2 separate regions of the Homo sapiens genome follow, and region 2 is linked to region 1. A link is a contact called in ENCODE Hi-C or POLR2A ChIA-PET data. All regions are on one chromosome and are shown on one strand. The core of a region is the stretch at or near the end of the contact, and the rest is flanking DNA. Distances in the headings are between cores, read along the strand shown.

Evidence for each region. A loop is a pair of places that touch in the nucleus more often than their neighbours do. ChIA-PET counts read pairs that join two places held with the same protein, here RNA polymerase II (POLR2A). Pooled maps may share reads with other maps.
Region 2: a pooled map shows a loop between it and region 1 (3-fold over the local background). The contact joins the promoter of PABPC1L here to the promoter of ZSWIM1 in region 1. A Hi-C loop is called at or near these places in 2 of 50 pooled maps. POLR2A ChIA-PET finds 5 or more read pairs at or near these places in 2 of 52 experiments (Caco-2 and PC-9).

The regions. Positions count from the first base shown.
Region 1 is chr20:45,877,513-45,884,399 of GRCh38, forward strand. ZSWIM1 (zinc finger SWIM-type containing 1) reads left to right here and starts at 3,715. Exons shown (of 2, transcript NM_080603.5): 1 at 3,715-3,749; 2 at 5,021-6,887. The coding sequence starts at 5,081. The coding sequence ends at 6,538. ZSWIM3 (zinc finger SWIM-type containing 3) reads left to right here. Exons shown (of 2, transcript NM_080752.4): 2 at 1-1,610. The coding sequence ends at 1,137. RefSeq lists enhancers at 3,425-3,474, 3,725-3,804.
Region 2 is chr20:44,907,504-44,914,583 of GRCh38, forward strand. PABPC1L (poly(A) binding protein cytoplasmic 1 like) reads left to right here and starts at 2,557. Exons shown (of 15, transcript NM_001372179.1): 1 at 2,557-2,833; 2 at 5,157-5,350. The coding sequence starts at 2,641. YWHAB (tyrosine 3-monooxygenase/tryptophan 5-monooxygenase activation protein beta) reads left to right here. Exons shown (of 6, transcript NM_139323.4): 6 at 1-1,029. RefSeq lists a silencer at 2,411-2,740.

The DNA of each region.
Region 1 (6,887 bases), core at 2,465-4,964:
CATCGTAGTTCAGCAAATCCATCCTTTAAAAGGCTCATGAAGGAAGCCCTGCGGGAGGCCGTGTTTGTCACTTCTGAAGCCAGCCTGAAAAATCTCTGCCAGATGTCCCAGGCCGTACTGGATGAGGATCTCTTCAACTTCCTGCAGGCCCACTGGTTCACCTGTGAACTGCTGTGGTACATGCATGTTAGGAAGGGCCTGCTTGCGTGTAACACCTACATGGACAGCCTAGACATTGTCACCAGCAAGGTGTCAAGCCTCTTTCGGGAACAGCAGTCGCTGCTGGACTGCATCCTCTGCTTTGTGGATTACATAGACTTCTTTAATACCAAAGGCTTGAAGAACTTGCCCACACCTCCTCCCAAATTAAAGAGAGCTCGGCCGGCAAGCATGCCACTGAAGTCCAAGAAGGCTTTTGGAATCTGTGGAGAGAGCCTTACCAGCCTCCCTGCAGAAGAGACCAAGCCAGACGCACAGCAGGTACAGGTACAGCAGCAGTCACAAGTGCCGCCCTCGCAGGTTGGCATGCTGGACACCTTGCACCAGAGTGGCTCTGAACTAGCCTACAAGCTGTGCCACAATGAGTGGGAGGTGGTACAGAACTCCACCCACCTGGTGGACATGGCTGGCTCTTCAGTGGACGTTCAGCTGCTAGAGGACTCTCACCAGGTTAGCAAAGATGGCTGTAGCTGCAGCTGTTCCTTTCAACAATGGTACCACCTGCCATGCCGACACATTTTGGCTCTGCTGCACACCAGCCAGCAGCCGGTTGGTGAAGCCATGGTGTGCCGCCGGTGGCAGAAGAAGTACCAGTACCTCCTTGGGCCCAATGGGGAGCTCCAGGATCGTGGTATGGTCCCAAACACAGGCCAGCCTGAGAAGCAAGGACGGAACGACATGATTCAGGACCTAAGCAGGGAGTTAGCAAACCTGCTCATGCAGACCGAGGGGCCAGAGCTGGAGGAACGCTACTCCACCCTGCGCAAGATTGTGGATATCTGGGCTGGCCCCTCCCAGCCATCTGAGCTCTTTCAGCAGCCAGGAGACTTTAAGGACGTGGGCCGCCTCCCTTTCCTCTGGGGAAAGCAAGAAGAAGGGGAGGGATTCCCTCCTGCTACAGCTGTGATGCATTATTGAAGCACTTTAGCTGAAGCATTGGACCACAAACACTTCTCCTTGGAAGTGTGAGAGTTTAAAGTGGGCAGGACATACTAGGGTTTAGCATTTTAGCCAATGTCTTCCTAGGTGGGGCTAGGAATATTGTTACAGTAGAGAGGAAGGGAACTCCACTGTGTGACAGTCCTTTCAATCTGCCCCTTTTCAGCCCTACTTTTGGCATTCCTTGGGAGCCTCAGTTGTTGTTCAAGGCCAAAGTTATCTCCGTGCTGCAAGGTCACCCTCTTCCTCCCCCAGCCCCTGAGATCAGATCTTATTTGCTCTGCAAAGATGAATCCCTGCCTCAGGTTAGGGTGAGACAAAATCGGTCTGGTAAAAGGGCCTGTTTTCAGGGACAAAGGGAATGAGGATGATCTTTGGCTGTTGCTGCTCTTTATGAAGAATCTTATTTGTAACTTTTTATTCATATTAAAGTTGTTTTTAATAAAATTAAACAAGGGAAATGTGTTCTGCTTGATCAGGGAAGGAAGAGGAATTGCATAGCAATAGGACTCGACTTTACAGTTAGGAAGTGGCTGCTCTAGGTGGATTTATTAATTTTAAAGAAAATTGAGGCCAGGCGCAGTGGCTCACACTCATAATCCCAGCACTTTGGGATGTCGAGGCGGGTGGATGGATCATCTGAGGTCAGGAGTTCGAGACCAGCCTGGCCAACATGGCGAAACCCTGTTCTACTAAAAATACAAACATTAGCCAGGCGTGGTGGCGCACCTGTAATCCCAGCTTCTTGGGAGGCTGAGGCAGGAGAATCGCTTGAACCCAGGAGGCGGAGGTTGCAGTGAGCCTAGATCGTGCCACCGCACTCCAGCCTGGGTGACAGAGTGAGACTCTATCTCAAGCAAAAAACAACAACAAAAAAAAAAGAAAAGAAAATTAAGTATTAGCAACCTAATGGGGTTGTGGAGCCAAATAGAACCTGATGCCTCACATTCAAGGATTTGGCAATCTGCGTCTTAATTTGCCTCCTTCCTACAACTAAGCCTTCAAGGTTGATTTCAGGTTTCCTTATATTCTAGCGGGAAGAGGCCAAATAGACTGGAGGGTGTGGGGGAAAAACCTGAATCTTAGACTTGACTGCCAGCAACTTGCTGGGGAACTGTGGGCAATTTCTTTGACCTCAGTTTCCTCTGTAAAAATTAGCATGTTGGCCTGTTCTAATCCCAGATTTCCCCTCTAGGTTTACATAAGCACCTTTTTGTTTTTTGTTTTGAGATGGAGTTTCGCTCTTGTTGCTTGTTGCCCAGGCTAGAGTGCAATGGCAGAATCTCGGCTCACTGCAACCTCTGCCTACTGGGTTCAAGCGATTCTGCCTCAGCCTCTTGAGTAGCTGGGATTATAAGCATGTGCCACCACGCCTGCCTAATTTTTTGTATTTAGAGATGGGGTTTCACCATGTTGGTCGGGCTGGTCTTGAACTCCCGATCTCAGGCAATCCACCTGCCTCAGCCTCTCAAAGTGCTGGGATTAAAGGGATGACCTACTGCACCCAGCCCAATAACATTTTCGATGCGTAAGTACCAACACTGATTTGATGTTGCTAGTTGGTAATCTTAATCCTCCAAGGCCTGGTAAACACCCAGTTTTCTAAGTCTGCCATCTTCAAGGGAACTGAGGACAAGAGACCAGTTAGTAGGCCCTTGCACTACTGTAGTAGGACCCTAAATAAGTCATGGCATCATTCTGTAGAATACTGGAGGGGGTTGGGCTAGAGAATGCCAAGTTTTGGCTTGTTTAAGGGGATCTGGATTTCCTCAGCTCTAAAAGTTGGGCTCCTGATCCCCGAAGGAGGAGTAGAATTTGAGACCTGGAACTCAGTTTCCCCATAAGGTAGAATATGCGTTATGACTATATATGCACTGTTTCCTAAATTCCAGGGGCTTTAGAGTTTCACACACACACACACAACAAAACAAAACCCGCGGTGGCTCACGCCTGTAATCCCAGCACTTTGGGAGGCTGAGGTGGGCGAATCACGAGGCCAGGAGTTCGAGACCAGCCTGGCCAACAGGGTGAAACCCCGTCTCTACTAAAAATACAAAAAATTAACTGGGCGTGGTGGCGGGTGCCTGTAATCCCAGCTACTCAGGAGGCTGAGGCAGGAGAATCATCGCTTGAACCTGGGAGGCGGAGGTTGCTGTGAGTCGAGATCTTGCCACTGCACTCCATCCCAGGCGACAGTGCGAGACTCCATCTCAAAAAAAGAAAAAGAAAAAATATATATATAACTGCTATTTATTTTCCTTTTCATTTTCTGCTTTTGAGGGAGTTTCCATAGTAACGTGTCCTTCCAGTCGCCTAGCCTGAAGGGAAGCCCCGGAGCTCCAGCTTCAAGGCTCAGCTCTCCCAGATGCAAGTATCTTTACCTCCAGCCAGCTCCTTGTAACCCTGGCAACACGGCCCGCCCGCGAATCGTCACGCTACGATTGGTCCGTGGTGCTAAAGCCTGAAAGCGAATTCCTCAGACATTGGTCCGAGTCACTGCGATGCTGACGCTGTGGTTGGTGAGTTTGGATGTCAGTCAGAGTCGGAGGCAGGGTCAAATAGGGAGAAATGGCGACGGAGCCTGGCTGTGGGTGAGTGCTTCCTGAAGGGGTGAAAGTGTGAGACAGCGGATCACCGCAGTTAGCCGTCACACAGCTCCCAAAGGGATGGGAGGGAGGTTTTCTTCTCATCCGGCTCCAGCTGGACTCTGGGAATGTCAGACATCCACATCTCCCACCCAGGTTAGAGGTGAGAGGTCAAAGGCCGTATTCCCTCTGTTGGTTTTTGGACCCCAGGTACTGTGGACAGCAGTCAGGATCCCGAACCAAAGACTCAACTTTCAGCTACTTACAGAGTAATGGTGGGCAAGTCACTTAGCTTCTTTGAGCCTTAGTTTATCATCTGTAAAATGAGGACAGTAACTCGGTCTGGGGCCAAATAGAGGAAACAATGGAATAGAGTATTGCTGCTAAAAGAGGGATATAGTAGAGGCAGGAGAAGCTATGCACATTTGTTAGCCATATTTTATGGTGGAAGGGATTGAGGCTCAGAGAGGGTCATTGACTTGCCCAAGATAACACAGCAAGTTTGGAGCAATTGCAGTTCTCTTATACATACCAGGACCAAAGGAAAGAATGGATGCCAATCAGTCATTTATAAATATAAAATCGTATTTTTATTTTATTTTATTTTTTGAGACAGAGTTTCACTCTGTCACCCAGAGCTGGAGTGCAGTGGCGCAATCTCGGCTCACTGCAACCTCAGCCTCCTGGGTTCAAGCAGGTCTCCTGCCTCAGCCTCCCGAGTAGCTGAGACTACAGGCATGGGCCACCATACCCGGCTAATTCTTTTTGTATTTTTAGTAGAGACGGGTTTTCACCATGTTGGCCAGGCTGGTCTCGAACTCCCAACCTCAAGTTATCTGCCCACCTTGGCCTCCCAAAGTACTGGGATTACAGGTGTGAGCCACTGCACCTGGCTAGAATGCTATTTTTTTAAAAGGCCATATGCAGCTCTGGCCATACCTATTTAAATCCCCTGGAACCATATCTTTCCATAGCTAACTTCTTATCATTTAGATTTCAGCTCCAATGTCATCCTTCTCCCCTGAGAGGCCTTCCATTACCACTTTAACTAAAGTATCCCTCCCTTCCCCAGCTTACTCTCTGACATGTTACTCAGGTTTATGGTCTTTGTAAGCTTCATTATTGGATATATATTTGCTTATTTGTTTACATGTTTATTGTGTATCTTCCCCTAGAACAGTGCTGACATATAGTAAGTGTTCAACAAATATTGTGTGGATGAATAATTGAAGAGCCAGGTCCCTGCTGTCTCCTTAAACCTCTGTTACTCTCCATAGGCCCATCTTTGGAAAAAAGATCTGGGAATGATTGTCTAGCCTCCAGCCTCAACTTACTTGATGCTTGAGAGACTCAAAGCCCCGTGGTCAGCTGCCCTGCAAAGAAAGTATTTTGACCTTGGCATTTGGACAGCTCCCATCTCTCCCATGGCCCTGACAATGCTGAATGGGCTCCTGATTAAGGACTCAAGCCCACCTATGCTGCTGCACCAGGTTAACAAGACTGCCCAGTTAGATACCTTCAACTACCAGAGCTGCTTTATGCAAAGTGTCTTTGACCATTTCCCTGAGATCTTATTTATCCACCGGACCTATAACCCAAGGGGTAAGGTCTTATATACCTTCCTGGTGGATGGACCTCGGGTGCAGCTGGAGGGTCATCTTGCCCGAGCAGTCTACTTTGCCATCCCTGCCAAGGAGGACACTGAAGGCCTGGCCCAGATGTTCCAAGTATTCAAGAAGTTTAATCCAGCATGGGAGAGAGTCTGTACCATCCTGGTGGATCCTCATTTCCTTCCACTGCCTATCCTAGCTATGGAGTTCCCCACAGCTGAGGTCCTTCTCTCAGCCTTCCACATTTGTAAGTTCCTCCAGGCCAAGTTCTATCAGCTGTCCCTTGAACGGCCCGTGGAAAGGCTGCTCCTGACCTCCCTGCAGAGCACAATGTGCTCAGCCACAGCAGGCAACCTGAGAAAGTTGTATACACTCCTGAGCAACTGCATCCCTCCAGCCAAGCTGCCCGAGCTTCACTCACACTGGCTGCTCAACGACCGCATCTGGCTGGCTCACCGCTGGAGAAGCCGAGCTGAGAGCAGCCACTACTTCCAGAGCCTCGAGGTCACCACCCACATCCTCAGCCAGTTCTTTGGTACCACCCCATCTGAGAAACAAGGTATGGCTTCTCTGTTCCGTTACATGCAGCAGAACTCTGCAGACAAGGCAAACTTCAACCAGGGCCTGTGTGCCCAGAACAATCATGCTCCCTCAGACACCATCCCCGAAAGCCCCAAACTGGAGCAGCTGGTAGAATCCCACATCCAGCACTCCCTCAATGCCATCTGCACAGGGCCAGCAGCCCAACTGTGCCTGGGCGAGCTTGCTGTGGTCCAGAAATCCACACACCTCATTGGCTCTGGCTCAGAAAAGATGAACATACAGATCCTGGAAGATACCCATAAGGTGCAGCCCCAGCCCCCTGCCAGCTGCAGCTGCTACTTTAACCAGGCCTTCCACCTGCCCTGCCGCCACATCCTAGCCATGCTCAGTGCCCGCCGCCAGGTGCTCCAGCCCGACATGCTGCCGGCTCAGTGGACGGCAGGCTGTGCTACCAGTCTAGACAGCATCCTGGGCAGCAAGTGGAGTGAGACCCTGGATAAGCACCTGGCAGTGACTCACCTCACCGAGGAGGTGGGTCAGCTGTTGCAGCACTGCACCAAGGAGGAGTTTGAGCGGAGGTATAGCACCCTGCGGGAACTGGCCGACAGCTGGATTGGGCCTTATGAGCAGGTCCAACTCTGATTATTCTCGATGCCCAGAGATGCTCATGCACCTGTGCACACTCACATCCACCCATACACACACACACACACACACACACACACACACACACACTCCCTTACACTGTTGTACTTCCGTGGGCCCTCCTTCCAGAACAAGGACAACAAGGACAAGGTTGAAGGGTCTTCTCATCTACCATGGCCTGCTACCTAGCATGTGTCTAGCTCAATGAGACAGGAGTCAGCAAATCTTAATCTGTTTAGTTTACTCAGGTGGCCACATACAGTCTCTGTTGTATATTCTTGGTTTTGTTTTAATATTTTTTTTCTTTTTTTTTTTTTTTTTTTTTTTGAGAAGGAGTCTGTCTCCG
Region 2 (7,080 bases), core at 1,307-3,806, 970 kb before region 1:
TTCACTTGAGGAGTACTCAGTTTTCAGGTTCTTCCTAGCTCGGGGCTTTTAAATTTTGAAATCTAAACATTCTTTCCCACCATCCTTTTTGACTGTTGACCTTGGTTTTCTCTTCTAAGTTTCTGTCCCTCTGCTTCCTTACTTTTTTTCCTTTTTGAATTCTATCTTTATCTGTCTTTTGTTCACTTTTTAATGCTATATATGGGCAGGGGTGAGAGACATTACTGAGCACCTTGGTGAGCAAGCCTGGCTTTAAAGATTGGAGAAGAGCTTCTGGCACCAGAACCCTGTCTTCCTCCAGTTCTCAACACGGTGTTGCTCTTCAGTCATACCGGAATCTGAATCAAAAAAGTATTTTTAAATATCCATGATTTCTCCCTGTATTGAGGCTAGCCCTGATCATGCTTTTTGTGCCTGTCACCAGGTCTCCCAAGTGCACTCATCCAGGTCAGTGCTCAGATGTGTTTAAGGAGACCCTATATTCAGGGAAGTTGCGTGAACACTGCAGTGGGGAGAATTGAGAATAGTCAGGCCTATCAGTCTCACAGAATCACCCCTCTACCTTTGATATTCCACTTAGCTGTAGAGTCCATCTGTTTGTCCATCTGCTGAAATGAGAAAAGAAAAATTTATGCACTGATTTAAAACAAACCAAAAAAAAAGAAAAAAACAAAAAAAAAAATCCCTCCTTTCTAGCTGAACAAAAATGTGCAGTTAATACTTGGCGCTTGAAAATGCAGTAGTGAATGTGGAACCAAGCCTGTCTGTATATCTGGTAGCTCTTTTCTTGCTTTGTTTTTTCTTACCAGTATTCTGCCTAACGTTTGCTTCTGTGATGGTTATATTGCCTAGCAAGCACACCCGTGGTTGTGAAAATAGTATAGCAAAAAAGAAAAATCCCCGGTTATTGATGTACTAGATTTGTGTATGTCTTTTAAACAGTTCTAGTTTCACCTTACACAGAATAATCAGGAAAAGTGTAAAAATTCAAAAGTGAAATAAAAATTTTATCAGTTAGTTGCCTGTGAATTGATGTGTCACCACCATCTCTGTTGTTACCAGACCTAGCTAACTATTCTGATCACACTTATTTTTAACTCTGTTTTCTTTAAAAATAGGCAAACAGTTTTATTTCATTATTTAGGACCAGAAGTCAAGGTGTTATCCAGGGGAAGAAATTACCATTAATTAAACAGCCTCTTTACACCCGTTACTTGATACCTCTCTACCTTCCACAACAAACCATGCAGGTATTAGGTCCTCTTTAGTGACTTCTAAGATTTGGTATGGACAGTTATTTTGCATTGTATTCGAGCCCACCATCCCTTCCCCATTTTTTAACTCTGAGATACAACCAAGCCAGTGAAATAGGTAACCTATGGTTGCATAAGTCTTGGTCATCACCAAGCTGGCGTCTCACCTGTCCTCACACTGTATGGTGGCCTGCAGAGCTGGTTCCTCACAGGATTTGCCCCTTCTGAAAACATCCACATTACCACAAGGAGAGAAAAATATCAGGATAGAGGGGTCTTTTTTAGCCCAAGATTAGAATTAGTGCTTCCTTGCTACTCTGAGGCTGGACAGCCAGATGGGCACCTTCTGTCCCTAGTTTAGGAGCTGTTCCACCTGTTGAAGCCACACTCAACCAAAAGTCAGTGGGGGCCTACCTGCTCTGTTGGATCAGTGAGACCAGGAAAGTCCTATCAGAGGAAAAGTGAAGTATTGGTGCTCAGTGGAGTAGTTGTTTTGTTTTTGTGTTGTTTTTAATGTCCCTATACCACAGATTGACGCTGCAAGCTCAGATTCACAGTCTTGCTCTGTTTAGGTCTTGCTCTGCTATTAGTTCCCAATTGTCCGCATTTAGGCTGAGCCACAAGTAACTCAGTGAACCTCCCTGGTGTAATGGATGTGTAATGGCTTAGCAGAGGGACAGGGAATATCCCAGGAAAAGGGGTCTTGGTAATATGAGCCAGTACCAAGAAAGGCCTTAGTGGTCTCCAGTTCTCATGTCTCAAAGCCATTTCCATCCTTGGTGCGAAACGGTGGGACTGGATCAGGCTCTCTGGAGGAAGACATCTTCAATGGAGCAGGGTAAAATTCTCTACACAAGCTTTGAAACAGTGGCCTGTTCGGAATTCCGTTTGTGTGTGAAACGCAAAAAGCGCGGTTTGGGTCTCCTTTCATTCTTGTCAGGAGGGAATCATTCCCATTTTACAGAGAAGGGAAACGGGTTCAGAAAGATGATCATCTGTTCCGGGGTTAGAACTCAGTCCCCTGCGTCCTTTCCGTCCCAGTCCTCGGCTCTTTCAAAAGAGCTGGGGGTTTTGAGAGCTCCACTCAAGTCCCAGCAGCCCTGCTCAAGGCCAGGTTGAAGGCTTTTTCCGCCTCCCAGGGCGGGGTCAGAGGTGTCCCCACCTGTAGCTTTTAGATCCCCAAGTGCTCGCAGGTGGGGGGTGGGCCCAGGAGGGATCCCGGGGGAGGGGCGTCCGAGCGCGCCCACGATTGGTGCGCAGGGACGCGGGGGCGGTAAAGGGAAGGGGCGGGCCCGCGCCCAGGAAGGAGGGCTTCCGCCCGGGTGAGCGCGGGGCTGCTGGGTGACCCGGCTCCTGCTTGCCCCGCAGCCCCGGCCCCCTGCCCACCATGAACGCCAGCGGTTCTGGCTACCCGCTTGCCTCGCTTTACGTGGGCGATCTGCACCCCGACGTGACCGAGGCCATGCTCTATGAGAAGTTCTCTCCCGCCGGCCCCATCCTGTCCATCCGCGTGTGCCGCGATGTAGCCACCCGGCGCTCGCTGGGCTACGCCTACATCAACTTCCAGCAGCCCGCGGACGGTGAGCCCCGGGGATGGGGCGGGAGGGGAAGGACCGACGGACAAGCAGGCGGACAGACAGAAGCCGGAACTGGGCCGCTTGCGCTTTCATCTTACACTTTGCAGCCGGGGAAACTGAGGCTCAAAGATAACAGGGCGTTGGCAGAGGCCTGGCCCCTGAGACGGGAATTGGTAATTAGTGTGGTTTACTGCTATTCCTCTACAGAGGAGAGAGATTAGGGTCGAGTGAAAACAGATACAGGCTTTGTGGGGGTGGGGGTGGGGGTCAGGCGGACCAGGGATAGAAGCCCAGCAGCCGTGTGACTCTGGGCAAGTTACTCGACCATTCTGAGCTTCAGATGCGTGTCTGGAAAATGGGGGTCCTAGCTGCCTTATAGAGTGCTTGTGAGGATGAGAGATTCAAAGCACCTGGTGAGGAAGATGCCCAAGGCAACACAGCTGGTGAGCAGGGGAGGCAGGAGAACCCAGCCTTGGGCTCAGGCCTTTCCCAGCGCGACGTGAGATCCACACTGGGCGCCTCTACCTGCACGGGCTCTGAAAAACCGCTGCCTCCAGGCCGCAAGGCCGCTTTCTCAGAGCTGATAGCATTGATTAGAGCTTGTCCGATGAGTTTGCCTGCACTTCTGTTGAGAGTGGAGAGGATGAGTGAGCTTGGGCAAGCCTTCACGCTCTGCACCTTTTCATCTGCAAAATGGGGCTAAGGCGTATTCTCCAATAACATAAAGAATGGAGAACTGCTGTCTATGCATAAAGAATGGTAACTGCTTGTTACCTCGTAAACGCTCTTAAGTGGTAACCTAAAATAAATAAATAAATAAATAAATAAATAAATAAATAAATAAATAAGGCCAGGCGCAGTGGCTCACGCCTGTAATCCCAGCATCTTAGGAGGCCGAGGTGGGCAGATCACTTGAGGTCAGGAGTTCGAGACCAGCCTGGCCAACATAGCGAAACCCTTTCTCTACTAAAAATACAAAAAATAGCTGGGCATGATGGCGGACGCCTGTAATCCCAACTGCTGGGGAGGCTGAGGCACGAGAATCGCTTGAATCCGGGAGGCAGAGGTTGCAGTGAGCCGAGACTGCGCCATTGCACTCCAGCCCGGGCAACAGAGCGAGACTCCATCTCAACACAAAACAAAACAACAAACAAAAAAGAAACAACAACGAAAATAGTGGCTTTAACATTCTGATGTAAGACTCCAGAAACTCACCCAAAAAATGGCCGGCGTCCACTAGAGGGATCCCTTGCGCCAGGTCGCCTGGGTGAACCTGGTGGTTGCCTGAGTGGGTGGTTTGCTAGGGAAGGGGTTGTTCCGCCGGGCCTGTTCCCCGCCCCTTACTGGGCTGGATTCCTGGGCACTTTTCTGTTTGTTCTGCTTTGCTCCACCTCCTGCCTCTTCCCATCTTCCTCCAAGCCCTGTGAATGAAGTGGGACTCGGCCTGGAAACCGTGCTGCAGAGAGAAGGGTTTTGCCCCAGGTATTTATGATAAGACTAGGTGGAGAATCCGGGCTTCCTGAAACTTGCTCCACTGTGTTCCCCACAGCCCCCTTCCATGTCTCTGCACTAGCAGACTCCCTGAAACAGGTCACGTGTATCACCCAGGAGAGACACAGGCTGCAGCAGTGGCCGGAGGCTGGGCATCGGCTGCTGTTTTGAGACATTATTTTGTGTCAGGCACAAAGTTACAAACAAGGCACTTTTACATACCTTCTTTATTTTTCAGTCCCTCCAACAACCTGGTAGTTGGTAGTATCTCCCTTTGTTAGGTGTGGAAAAGTAGGTAATATTACCATCATTCCCCCTTTACAGGTGAGGAACAGGCTCAGAGAGGTAATGTCCACTTTCCCCAGAGCCGGACTGCTTGAGATCTAACCTCAGCTCTGCCCTGCAGCACCTCTGAGTTTTAATTTCCTCAAAGTGCTGCCACCCCTTGTCATATGGACATTGTTATCCACTCAGTGTACTTTAGAATCCAGAATAGACCTGACGCTGCCACAGACCTTTCATGTTTCTTATTCTCAGTTTTCCCATCTGTAAAATGAGGGGCAGGAATCCATGCTCATGTGGCTGCAGGGAGTTGGTTGAATGAGATCATAACTGGAAGGTTGGGGGAGCACCATACACACTAATTCTCAGCTTATCCTTCCTGAGCCTTTGGGCTCTTATCTCAGTTATTTGGGCTCTTATCTTGGCTTATTGTCTGGGACCCAGACAATGACTTTCTCTTTATTGGCTCCCAGTTAAGCACCTCGAGGGGTGGGTGATCAAGGTAAGAAAATTCCCTAAACTTGCTAATTTCTCTCCTCTTCCTTCTGTCCAGCGGAGCGGGCACTGGACACAATGAACTTTGAGATGCTCAAAGGCCAGCCTATTCGCATCATGTGGTCCCAGCGAGACCCAGGACTTCGCAAGTCAGGTGTGGGCAACATCTTCATCAAGAACCTGGAGGACTCCATTGACAACAAGGCTTTATATGATACCTTCTCCACCTTTGGGAACATCCTCTCTTGCAAGGTAGAGGATGAAGGGTGTACGTCTTTGGGTAGATCGGTGTCAACTACCTGCCTGGTAGAGGGGTGACAAGCAACACCTCACTTTACAGTTTACAAGGTCCTTTCAGTCAAGTTTCAGGTACAGCAAGCACCTGAATGACAGCCGTTCTTTCAGTTTCATCTTCCGTGAATGACCAGACATTACCTGTGTATCAGTCAGCTCTCGCTGTGTAACCACCTTCAAATTTAGTGGCCGTCAACAACAATCATTTATTTAGCTAATAATTCCACAGTTGGCAATGGGCAAAGTTCAGCTGGGCAGTTCTTCTGGTCTTGGCTGGGTTCCCTCCTATGCCCACTGAAAGCTGAGTGGGAGCTCTCGCTGGGTATATGAGGGAGCGACTGGCTGTCAGCTGGAACATCTTGGCTTTCCTCCCTATGGCCTTTTGTCCTCCAGTAGGCTAGTCCAGGCTATTCTCATGGTATTCTCATGGCAATGGCAGGGGCTCAGAAGACAAGAGTGGAAGCACACCAGGCCTCTTGAGAACTAAATGCAGAACTGGAACCATCACTTCCACTACGTTTTTTTTTTTTAATTGAGATGCAGTCTTACTCTGTTGCCTAGGCTGGAGTACAGTGGCATGATCTCAGCTTACTGCAACTTCCTGGGTTCAAGCCTCCTGAGTTCAAACGATTCTCCTGCCTCAGCCTCCCGAGTAGCTGGAATTACAGGTGCGAGCCACCATGCCTGGATAATTTTTGTATGTTTAGTGGAGACAGGGTGGGTTTCACTGTGTTGGCCAGGCTGGTCTCGAACTCCTGACCTCCCAAAATGCTGGGATTACAGCCATGAGCCACCGCACCTGGCCTCTTTCACTACATTCTATTGACCAAAGCAAGTCACAAGACCAGCCCACATTCAGAGTGAGAGGGGAGTAGAAATTATAGGATGAAGGGTGTGGCTACAGGAAGGCCATTAATTGGGGCCATCAAGGCAATTAAGTTATTGAATCTTGTTTTTAAGATTGTCTTACATTAGATGTAAGTTCCATCAGTGATCTTGTTCTTAGTCATTATTGTATCCCAATACTTAGAATAAGATGTGAAACATATTAGGTGCTCAATAAATATATGTTGAGCCAGTGGAGGTATGTCATTTGAGAAGGATTCTGATTATTTCTCTGACTTTTTATATGAGGATGTTGAGGATCAGCGGCCATATAGCAGGTCAGTATGTCTGGAACAGAGGGCTTAAACCTGGGTGTTCTGTCTCTAGATTTTATAAGGATAGTTGATCAGTTACCCCGTAGCCTTTGGAGTGTCTGCTATTCTAGGGAGGATGGGGACAGTTTTTGTAGCCTATGTGTCAGAACTTTTTTTTTTTTTTTTTTTTGAGACGGAGTCTCACTCTGTTGCCCAGGCTGGAGTGCAGTGGCGCGATCTCAGCTCACTGCAACCTCCTCCTCCCAGGTTCACGCCATTCTCCTGCCTCAGCCTCCTGAGTAGCTGGGACTACAGGTGCCCGCCACCACGCCCAGCTAATTTTTTTTGTATTTTTAGTAGAGACGGGGTTTCACCGTGTTAGCCAGGATGGTCTCGATCTCCTGACCTTGTGATCCGCCCGCCTCAGTCTCCCAAAGTGCTGGGATTACAGGCGTGAGCCACTGCACCTGGCATGTCAGAACTTTTATCAAGTGCTACTGTGTGCCAAGCATAATCCTTAAGTTCTCAACGAGGGCTCTCAAATTCCCA